2 separate regions of the Homo sapiens genome follow, and region 2 is linked to region 1. The links are chromatin loops, found by intact Hi-C in ENCODE. Cell type or tissue: heart right ventricle. All regions are shown on one strand. Region 1 overlaps MRTFA (myocardin related transcription factor A). Region 2 overlaps MRTFA (myocardin related transcription factor A).

The links. Hi-C counts contacts between places; a loop is a spot of excess contacts. Peaks named below come from ENCODE experiments on the same cell type or tissue, not always from the same donor. Only the 100,000 strongest peaks of a DNase experiment are listed, where the experiment ranks them.
Region 2: a loop joins it to region 1, with 4 times the contacts of the local background. A loop is called at or near these places in 2 of 110 quality-filtered maps.

What each region holds. Positions count from the first base shown.
Region 1 is chr22:40,485,681-40,490,680 of GRCh38, reverse strand. The region is part of intron 3 of MRTFA (myocardin related transcription factor A); the gene reads left to right. Among named protein-coding and RNA genes, the nearest start is that of MRTFA-AS1, 34 kb to the left of the region's middle. In heart right ventricle, CTCF peaks have their summits at 2,618 and 2,817 (motif pointing right); no DNase peak of the experiment used is centred here; H3K27ac peaks cover 1,135 bases.
Region 2 is chr22:40,541,877-40,546,876 of GRCh38, reverse strand. All of the region lies in intron 3 of MRTFA (myocardin related transcription factor A), which reads left to right. Among named protein-coding and RNA genes, the nearest start is that of MRTFA-AS1, 23 kb to the right of the region's middle. In heart right ventricle, no CTCF peak of the experiment used is centred here; no DNase peak of the experiment used is centred here.

The DNA.
Region 1 (5,000 bases):
AAGACGAGATGGAGTGATTATCAGTGCCCAGTTTGCAGAGAGAATATTTTTTTTCTTCTTTTCTTTTCTTTTTTTTTTTTTTGAGATGGAATCTCACTCTGTCGCCCAGGCTGGAGTGCAGTGGCGCAATCCCTGCTCACTGCAAGCTCCGCCTCCTGGGTTAATACCATTCTCCTGCTTCAGCCTCCCGAGTAGCTGGGACTACAGGTACCCACCACCATGCCCAGGTAGTTTTTTGTATTTTTAGCAGAGACAGGGTTTCACGTATTAGCCAGGATGGTCTTGATCTCCTGACCTCATGATCCGCCGGCCTTGGCCTCCCAAAGTGCTAGGATTACAGGCGTGAGCCATCGCGCCCAGCTGAGAATAGTTTTAAGAATTGGTTGAGAGGCAGTTGCTTTTTCTTTGAATATCTAGAACTGTTCTGGACTAACGTCAAAGAAACACCATGGCAACATTAAAGGGAAGATTATTTGAGAGGCGGGGGATAGTATGGCTTAGGACTTGGGCTGCTACCTTTGACTTTGTAATTCAAAAGATTGTAATGTTCCATATTTTCAATCTGATCATTAAAAATATCTGTGTTACATGCAAAAAAAACCTATAGGCAATAGAGATTCAGGCTTGTGATAAGTAGGATCAGAATGGTAATGTTAGATAACTACCCTAAGCAATTAACTACACTTTTCTGATTTTTTTTTTTTTTTTTGCGACAGAGTCATGCTTTGTCTCCCAGACTGGAGTGCAGTGGCGCGATCTCTGCCCACTGCAACCTCTGCCTTCAAGCGATTCTCTTGCCTCAGCCTCCCGAGTAGCAGGGATTACAGGTGCTCGCCACCACACCTGGCTAATTTTTGAATTTTTAATAGAGACAGGATTTCACCATGTTAGCCAGGCTGGTCTCGAACTCCTGACCTCAAGTGATCCACTCGCCTTGGCTTCCCAGAGTGCTGGGATTATAGGAGTGAGCCACCATGCCCGGCTACTTTGCTGATTTTATAGTGTGCTTAGAACCTTTCATTTAGAATTCTGTATATTGACTCAGTCTTGAAAGGACTCAAATTATGGGCTGGGTGCAGTGGCTCATGCCTGTAATCCCAACACTTGGGGAGGCTGAGTCTGGGAGGGTCACTTTAGCCCAGCATTTCGAGACCAGGCTGGGCTTCAAAGTGAGACCCTGTCTCTAGAAAAAAAAAAATGAAAAAATTAGCTGGGCATGGTGGTGTACACCTGTGGTCCCAGCTACACAGGAGGCTAGAACCATGTTCACGACACTGCACTCCAGCCTGGGCGACAGAACGAGACTCCGTCTCCATAAAAAAAAAAAAAAAATTTGAAATTATGTCTTCTACAGATACACATTATTTTTTTAATTGCTGTCATTTTGTAAACTGCACAAGAGAAACAGATTTTGCCTCAAATGGTAAAAGTATTAAGAATATCTGATGTCCCTGCTTTTGGGCTGAAGCAGGTGTTCGAGGGACAAAGATCATTCTTCCTTGTAATACTCAAAGATACCCAGTGAAAATGATTGTGTCTTGTGTTTTATTATTATAAATTCTTAATATTTTCTTTTTTTATAGCTTTATTTTCCTTATTAATAGACTTTGGCATCAATCACATCTGCATGAATTTTTTTTCAGGACTGAGCCATCATGAAACGTTGGTGTTTTATGATTTTATACAACCTCTGATACAATATGAATGATGTTAGATCTATGAAAGATCTAACATCAATCAGTATTGGTATTGATATAACACAATATGTTAGCCACAAGTCAAATGTACCCATTGAGATTTGAAATGTGGCTAAAGCAGTGAGGAGCTGAATTATTATTACTTTTTTTGAGACGGAGTTTTGCTCTTGTTGCCCAGGCTGGAGTGCAGTGGCGCCATCTTGGCTCACTGCAACTTCCATGTCCAGGGTTTAAGTGATTCTCCTGCCTCAGCTTCCTGAGTAGCTGGGATTACAGGCGCCCGCCACCATGCCTGGCTAATTTTTCGTATTTTTAGTAGAGACAGGGTTTCACCACGTTAGCCAGGCTGGTCTCGAACTCCTGACCTCAGTTGATCCGCCCGCCTTGGCCTCTCAAAGAGCTGGGAGGATTACAGGCATGAGCCACTGCACCCGGCTGAATTTTTAATTTAATTAAAAAAAAAGAGAGAGATGGAGTCTCACCGTGTCGCCCAGGCTGGACTCAAACTCTGGGCTCAATTCTGTCAGCCTCCCCAAGTAGCTGGGACATGTGCTGCTAATTTTATTTGATTTTAATTAAATTTAAATAGCATGTGTGGCTAGTGGCTGCCATGTCTGATAGCACAGTTCTAGACCCTTCACAGTCTGACCCTAGTCAGCCTTCCTTCTGTTACTCTTTTTCACAAACGTAATGCTCCAGCTAAACTGGGGAGTGTTGGCTGTGACCTTAACCTTGTAGATTTCCTACCTCCAAGTCCTAGCTCATGTTGTTCATCTCTAGTTTATGAAGGCCTTCAGATAGCTTATATGCTGTTGCCCTGTGAAGCTTACCTAATCCCTTTTGTACTCTAGTAATGTATTATCTGCAAACTCTTAAAGCACTTGTAACGCTATCTCTGATTGTAGTGATTTGTTTTTCATTTCTCATATTCTCTATTATATTTATAGATTCCTCAAGGGGCTTATGTGGTTTTGATGGTTGTATGTGTGTGATAGGTTTAAGTTTTTCTTTCTTCTTTTTTTCTCCACGGTGTCTAGCAAAGCATTTTTATACATGGTAGGTGGTTCATATGCATTAGGTGAGTTAATCTACTGAGATTGCTGATTGTTACTGTGCTTCCTGGCACTAGAGGGCAGTATCATATCCATAAGCAAAATGAGGTATTTATCCCAAAGTGACAGATACATTTTGAGCACTCTGTCCTAATTCAGTTTTATTCAGTCTCATTAACGATTCTGGCCTCCAGAAGGAACTCACATCTGTTCATTGTCAGTGATATTAATAAATAACCTTTTTCTATAAATATCTTGATTAGATTCAGTGTATGTTGGACCAGGAGATAGTGAGATTCTTTCTGAGAAGAAACTTGGTACATCTGAGAAACACCAGTCAAGGCATTAGGTGTCAGAGATTAATTCCTTGAGGGCAGAAGCCTTTTTGTGGTAGGCAGCTAATATCCCAGTAGTGGTCTGGTAGTCAAGAACCCAAAGTTCTTGGTTTGATCTTGCCAATGGTGAACTTGGCTAAGTTGCTCTAAGCTTGGCACACTAGTTCTTCTCATTGTGTAGTAGTGGGTATAATGACTAATGACTCCAGTTCTGGCTCATAGGGTCAAATGAGATACGTATGAAAGTAGCTTTGTAAAGTATTATATAAATGTATAGTGGTGTTTTCCTTCTCAGTTCCTATGTCATACTTAGTACCAACGCATACACAAAATAAGTGATTACTTATAAATATTTATGACATTAATTTGAAAATTTTAGGTAAGGGATATACTGTGGTAAAGGCTGTACTCACCAAGGCTGCATACACTGAGAGGTGATTATAGTCACAATAGTGGTTAACATATATCCTGTCCTTAGATGTTATTTAGCCTCAGAGTGAACTGTGTGATACACACACAAACACACACAAGTATATATGAAGTTTACACTCTTTTGTTAGTCTCTTGTGTAGTGAATTTATTTTTGTACACCTGCTACCCTTCTCTTTTGTTTGTTTTTGTTTTTTGAGACAGTCTTGCTTTGTCACCCAGGCTGGATTGCAGTGATGCAACCTTGGCCCACTGCAGCCTTGACCCCCTAGGCTCAAGTGATCCTCCCGCCTTAGTCCCCCAAGTAGCTGGGACCACAGGCAAGTGCCACCATGCCCAGCTAATTTTTTTGTAGAGATGGGGTTTTGCCGTGTTGCCCAGGCTGTCTGAGATCAAGTGATCCACCAGCCTCAGCCTCCCAAAGTGCTAGGATTAGAGGCGTGAGCCACACTGCACCCGGCTCCCTGTACCCTTCTTAATACGAACTTAAAGTGTTCGTAATGAGCCAACCGTTGTAAGGTTTTTGGACTTCTTATAAAAAGCCAGATTCAAATACAGTTGTTTAGACAAAAATGTCTTAGTATGGAAATATGCATGAGCATATTTTCCTGCCAGATTTGTGGTTAGAAAAGAAGCAAATTTTCCTCCTAGAGTGGAAGGAAGAAAAAAACAATAAAGAAAAGAAGCAAGCTATTCAAGAAGAAGGTAGTATAGTGGTAGCTTTTTGTTGAGACCAGTCACCAGCCTGGAACTTTCTTTAGTAAGTAATTAGATTCATTGAATAAAATGTTCAACCGAGCTTGGTGCAATCTCATAGTTACAAAACACTCTTGCCAAAGAAAGTTGCAGTCTTAATATCCGTAATCGAATCATTTCCTGTTCGGGCTTGCAGGTGGGGAACAATCTGAAACTGCAGTCCTATAAGATTAGTTATAAAGAAAACGCCTTGGTGGGAGAAGCCTTGATGATAATATTGAATAGACAGCCTAACAAGTGTGGGGATGAAGAAGGTACACCAGGATCCTGGGACTAACCAGATTTAAAGGCGTAAGTCGGGATCTGCAAGCCCACTCCCTTGGGGTGATCTGAATAAAGCTACTCTAGGGCATTCAGGTATGTGCTGAACACACTCGGGCAGTGGGCCAGGCAGATGGCTCATTCCTGCACCGACCTTCGAAGGCCTGCCAGGTTGAAAAGCTACCACTGGGGAGGCATGGCTGTGCTCTAGCAAGAACAAGAACATGCATTTCATGTAGCATTTGGTCCTTCCCAGTTGAGGGAGATGCCTTAGGACTACGTTAATCTCTGAGTCCACTTAGGGCTTGGGATGTATTCTCACAGCCCTTGCTCCTCCTCCATCTTAGAGTTTATTTTTACCATCATTGCAACCTCCTCTAAGTGATTCTTCCAGACCCATAGTTAGCCTTTGAGATTCCGCAGTTCTCCTCCCTACTCTTCCCCACCATGTCTTCATTGAGACCCACATT
Region 2 (5,000 bases), 56 kb before region 1:
GCAATAAATATTTATTGAATGAATCAATGAATGGTTTACATGTTTGTTCCACTACAGGTAAGAACTCTGTTTTCTCAGTGGAGTAGAAGGCAGCTGTTGCTGTTGGACCCAAGGTGTTTGTGTATCTTCGGCCTTTTTCTCTGAAGTGTTTCCACTTAGCATATAAATTAACTGAAATCTTTCCCAGCAACTCTAACTTTCCCTTAGTGTTTAAGCTCCTGAAAGAATAGTTTACAGTCATTGCTTTCTCTACTTTCTCATATCCCAGAGACTCAACTGCTTTATGGCTTCTGTCACTACCTGTCTTCAGAAACTGCCATTGCCACAGTAATTTGTGTTCTTTTTGTTGCAGATCAAATAAGCCCTCTTTAGTCTTTATGCTACTTGACCTCTTTGCATCATTTGACATGGTTGGCTTCTCCCTCAGACTTGAAACTTTTCCTCCACGGATATCTACGACTTACCTTTTTCCGGCTTTTTAAACTCTACCTTTCCAGCGACTCCCTTTGCCATTCAGAGCTTTTGCTATCTTTCTCTGCCTACCTCTTAAATTTTGTTACTCTCCAGCATTCAGCTCTGGAGGAAAGAGGCTGGTAAGAAGATTGTTGTATTTTACAGTAGGTTTTTGCATGGTCATTTGTTTGGGAGGTAATGATAGGAGCAGAAATGAAAAATCTTTGAGAAGATTGTGAAATTGGAAAGTGTGGAGTTCTAGAACAGAATAAATTCTAGAGTTAGAGGAGGTGCTTTTTCATGAATGGGTGTACCGTGTGTTGAGAGAGTGGAGTGAGAAATGTACTTCTTTGATCTGTTTCACATAGAAGCATGTATCATATAGAAATTCAGTGGTGGCCGGGTACGGCGGCTCACGCCTGTAATCCCAGCACTTTGGGAGGCCGAGGTGGGTGGAACACTTGAGGTCAGGAGCTCAAGACCAGCCTGGCCAACATGGTGAAACCCCTCCTCTACTAAAAAATTAGCTGGGCGTGATGGCGGGTGCCTGTAATCCCAGCTACTTGGGAGGCTGAGGCAGGAGAATCGCTTGAACTGGGGAGAGGGAGGTTGCAGTGAGCTGAGATCACACCACTACACTCCAGCCTGGGTGACAAGAGCAAGACTCCATGTCAAAAAAAAAGAAAAAAATGGCCGGGCGTGGTGGCTCACGCCTGTAATCCCAGCACTTTGGGAGGCCGAGGTGGGTGGATCGCCTGAGGTCAGGAGTTTGAGACCAGCCTGGCCAACATGGTGAAACCCCGTCTCTAATAAAAATACAAAGATTAGCCGGGCGTGGTGGCAGGCGCCTGTAATCCCAGCTCCTTGGGAGGCTGAGGCGGGAGAATTGCTTGAACCCAGGAGGCGGAGGTTGCAGTGAGCCGGGAGATAGCGCCACTGCACTCCAGCCTGGGGAACAAGAGCAAGACTTCATCTCAAAAAAAAAAAAAAGGAATTCAGTGGGTTAGCAGAGGTACCTGTGGGGCAGTAGGCAGTCAAGGTCCCGACACCTTCATTTCCTAAACAGAACTTGGAGCCTTAAAGAGAGGAGGTGCCTTTGGCTAACCCAATCTTTACTGGCCTAATTGTAAAACGTTGATAAAAACTTTCAAGGTATATTTTAAAATATTACTCCTCTGTCTTCTAGGCTGAGAACTTAGGTCTAAAAGATAAAGTTGATCTGCTTGTGGATCCTATCTAGCCAGGGCTTGGAGAAGCCTGGAAACATCTGTCTAATGAACTAAGCCCTTAGGCTTCAGCTCAAGGAGTTCTGGCATCCATTGAATCAGTATATCATAATGGAAAGTGATTTCTTTTACTAATTATATATACCAGTTATTTTATATATATACCAATGATTTTATGTATATATATAAAATTGGTAAAAGAAATCACTTTCCGTTATTTTATGTGTATATATATATATTTATTTTATTTATTTATTTATTTATTTATTTTTCAAGACAGTGTCATGCTCTGTTGCCTAGGCTGGAGGATAGTGCTCACTGCGGCCTCAATCTCCTGGGCTCAAATATTCCTCCTGCCTCACCCTCCTGAGTAGTTGGGACTACAGGAGTGTGCCACCATGCCTGGCTCAGTTTTTATATTTTGTATAGACAGAGTCTTGCTATGTAGCCCATGCTGGCCCTGGCCTGTATTTCCTCTTTTGTGAAGTGGCAAGTTAAGTCTTTTGCCTACTCTTTCTATTGTATTGGTTTTTTTCTTTAATAAGAGTTCTTTAAATATCCGGAATACTAGTTTGTTGTTGCTTAAGTGTATTGCAGACATCTTCTCCCACTTTGGGGTTTGTCTTTTTCTTTCTCTTTATCCTGTCTTTTGATTAAGAATCTCTAAATTTAGCTGGGTGTAGTGTCTCATGCCTATAATCCCAGTGCTTGGGGAGGCCAAGGCGGGAGGATGGCTTGAGGCCAGGAGTTCAAGACCAACCTAGGCAACATAGCAAGACCCCCTCTCTCAAAAAAATGAGCTGGGCATGGTGGCTCATGCCTGTAGTCCCACCTACTCAGGAGGCTGAGGCAGAAGGATCACTTGAGCCCAGGAGTTCAAGGTTACAATGAACTATAATCATGCCACTGTACTCTAGCCTGGGTGACAGAGCAAGACCCCATCTCAAAACAAACAAACAAAACACAAAAAGAATTTCTAAATTTAATGTAATTTATATGAGTCTTTTATAGTTTATGAGTTTTGTGTCTTGTGTTTCTGGAAATAATTTTTCATATGGGAATAAGGTAAGACACAAGTTAATTTTTTTTCAAGTGGATTCCGTTTATTGAAAATACTCTTCTTTCCCCACTAATCAACAGAGCTACGTCTTTCATATATCAAGGACTTAGCTATGTGGGTATGTTTCTGAGCTTGCTATTTGGTTCCATTGGGCTATTTGTGTATTCCTGCCCTCACAGTTTTAATTACGATAACTGTAATAAGCCCTGTTGTATGGGAGAAGTAAGTCCTCCCACCTTGTTCTTGTTCAAGAGTTTCATTCTTGTCTGTTCTTGGTCATTTGCATTTCCATATAAAATTACTCAGGATTTTGATTGGAATTGCATTGCATCTATGAACCAACTTAGGAAGAACTGATATTTTTATAATATTATACTGTAAATACATATTTTCCACATTTATTTAGATCTTTTGTAAGGCCTCCCAATGGGTTTTTAAAATTTTTCTCTGTGATGATCTTACACATCTTTAGTTAGATTTGTTTTTAGACACTTTGTGTGTTTTAATGAGATTGTAAATGTTGCCTTTTACAAAAATTTTATTTTCTAAATGTTGTTGTTGATCTCAGATATTGTTCTGAGAGATGTAAAGGTGCAGTTCTATGTGTGTCTGTAATCTGAGGTGCTGGATAGGATTGGAAGAGCTATGTAAAGAAAAGTAAGCAGGAAAATGGGAGTGAAAAGGGCCTTTCCTCTTTCACAGTGGTTTTTCTCCTCCTTTATGTAAGATTTAAGAAGTACCAGTTTGTTTTCACATGTGCAGCCTGTGGAATAAAGGACAGATCATGTATTTTTTTCTGTAAGGGTACGAACTGTATCCTTTCATGCCACAATGTTGCACAAGAGGTTCTAATTAATTGCTGGGAGAAGTAAAAATTTTGAGTGGGCAGTTTCTGATCCAAATTACAGTATTTCTTGGGGAAAGGAAAGAGTTTTGTTAATTATATTCCTCAGAAAGCATGGTTTTCAAGGATTTTCTAGATTAGGTCGCCCAGTTGAAAATCCTCCAATCTTAGGCATGTCAATTGATTAAATGATTCTGTTTATAATGTGACTTAGAGAATTTCATGACCTACTTCATTCCAGTACTTAGAGATAATCAATTTCTCATTCTTACTTATTCATCACATGTTATGCTAGGCCCCTGGAGAATAGATACCAGATAGAGTTCCTGCTCTAACACAAAACAAAACAAAAGCAAAAGCCCAAATTCTAATGGATCTCATCTCCCAGAGAAAATCACTGTTAGTATATGGTTTATATCCCTCTAGTGTTCTTGCAAATGTGTGTTTTTAAAATAACTGAGCTAATACTACAGACCCAATTCTGTGTCCTGCTTTTTTCATATTACTGAAATATTTTTATAAGTAGCCTTTTTTAATGGGGTACATAACATTCTGTTCTGTGCCATCATTTATTTACTTTCTCCTTAGTTGGACAATTGAATCATTTTCTGTTTTTCACACTTACATTAATATTTGGATAAATATCTTTTAAAATTTTTTTGCATTTCAGATTATTTCCTTAGAAGTGGAAATATTGGCTTAAATAATTTGACCATTTTAATGTTGGAAAAATTATTCTGTGATTATTAAGATCTTAGCACTTAGCACTGTGTGCTAAGTATTGGAGAGAGAGTAATGAACAAGACAGATAAAGTTCTTATTGTCATGGAACTTCTATAATTCCATGAAAGAAAAAGACTCAACAAAGAGTTAGATGAGCTAATTCATGGTTACAAACTTTGGTAATTGCTTTTTAAAAAAACAAAAACACAAGATATTATAACAGAATAACAGATCTAATAGTGAGGGTTTTCATGTAGGGAAGGCTTCTTTGAGGAAGAGACATTTAAGCAGAGATCCAAAGCATAAGTAGTGGTTTGACAAATGAAAGAAGTAATAGCGTGTGTGAAGACAGGGGTAGGGGGTGGGAGGAGGAGGCAGAGGTTATTGGGGAAAATTGTCACAAAGGAACTGGAAGAGTACCAGTATATCAGTGGAGGGAGTTTGGGAGGAAGTGATGTGAAATGAGTACTTTATTTCAGACATAAAGTATGAATGAGCCATGATCGTGCCACTGCACTGCAGCCTGGGCAACAGAGTGAGACCCTGTCTTAAAATAAATAAATAAAAATCTTTAAAAAGTGAGCTTAAAATATAGCCATCACCTAGGCTGGATGCAGTGGCTCACGCCTGTAATCCCAGCGCTTTGGGAGGCCGAGGCAGGCTGATTATGAGGTCAGGAGTTCAAGACCATCCT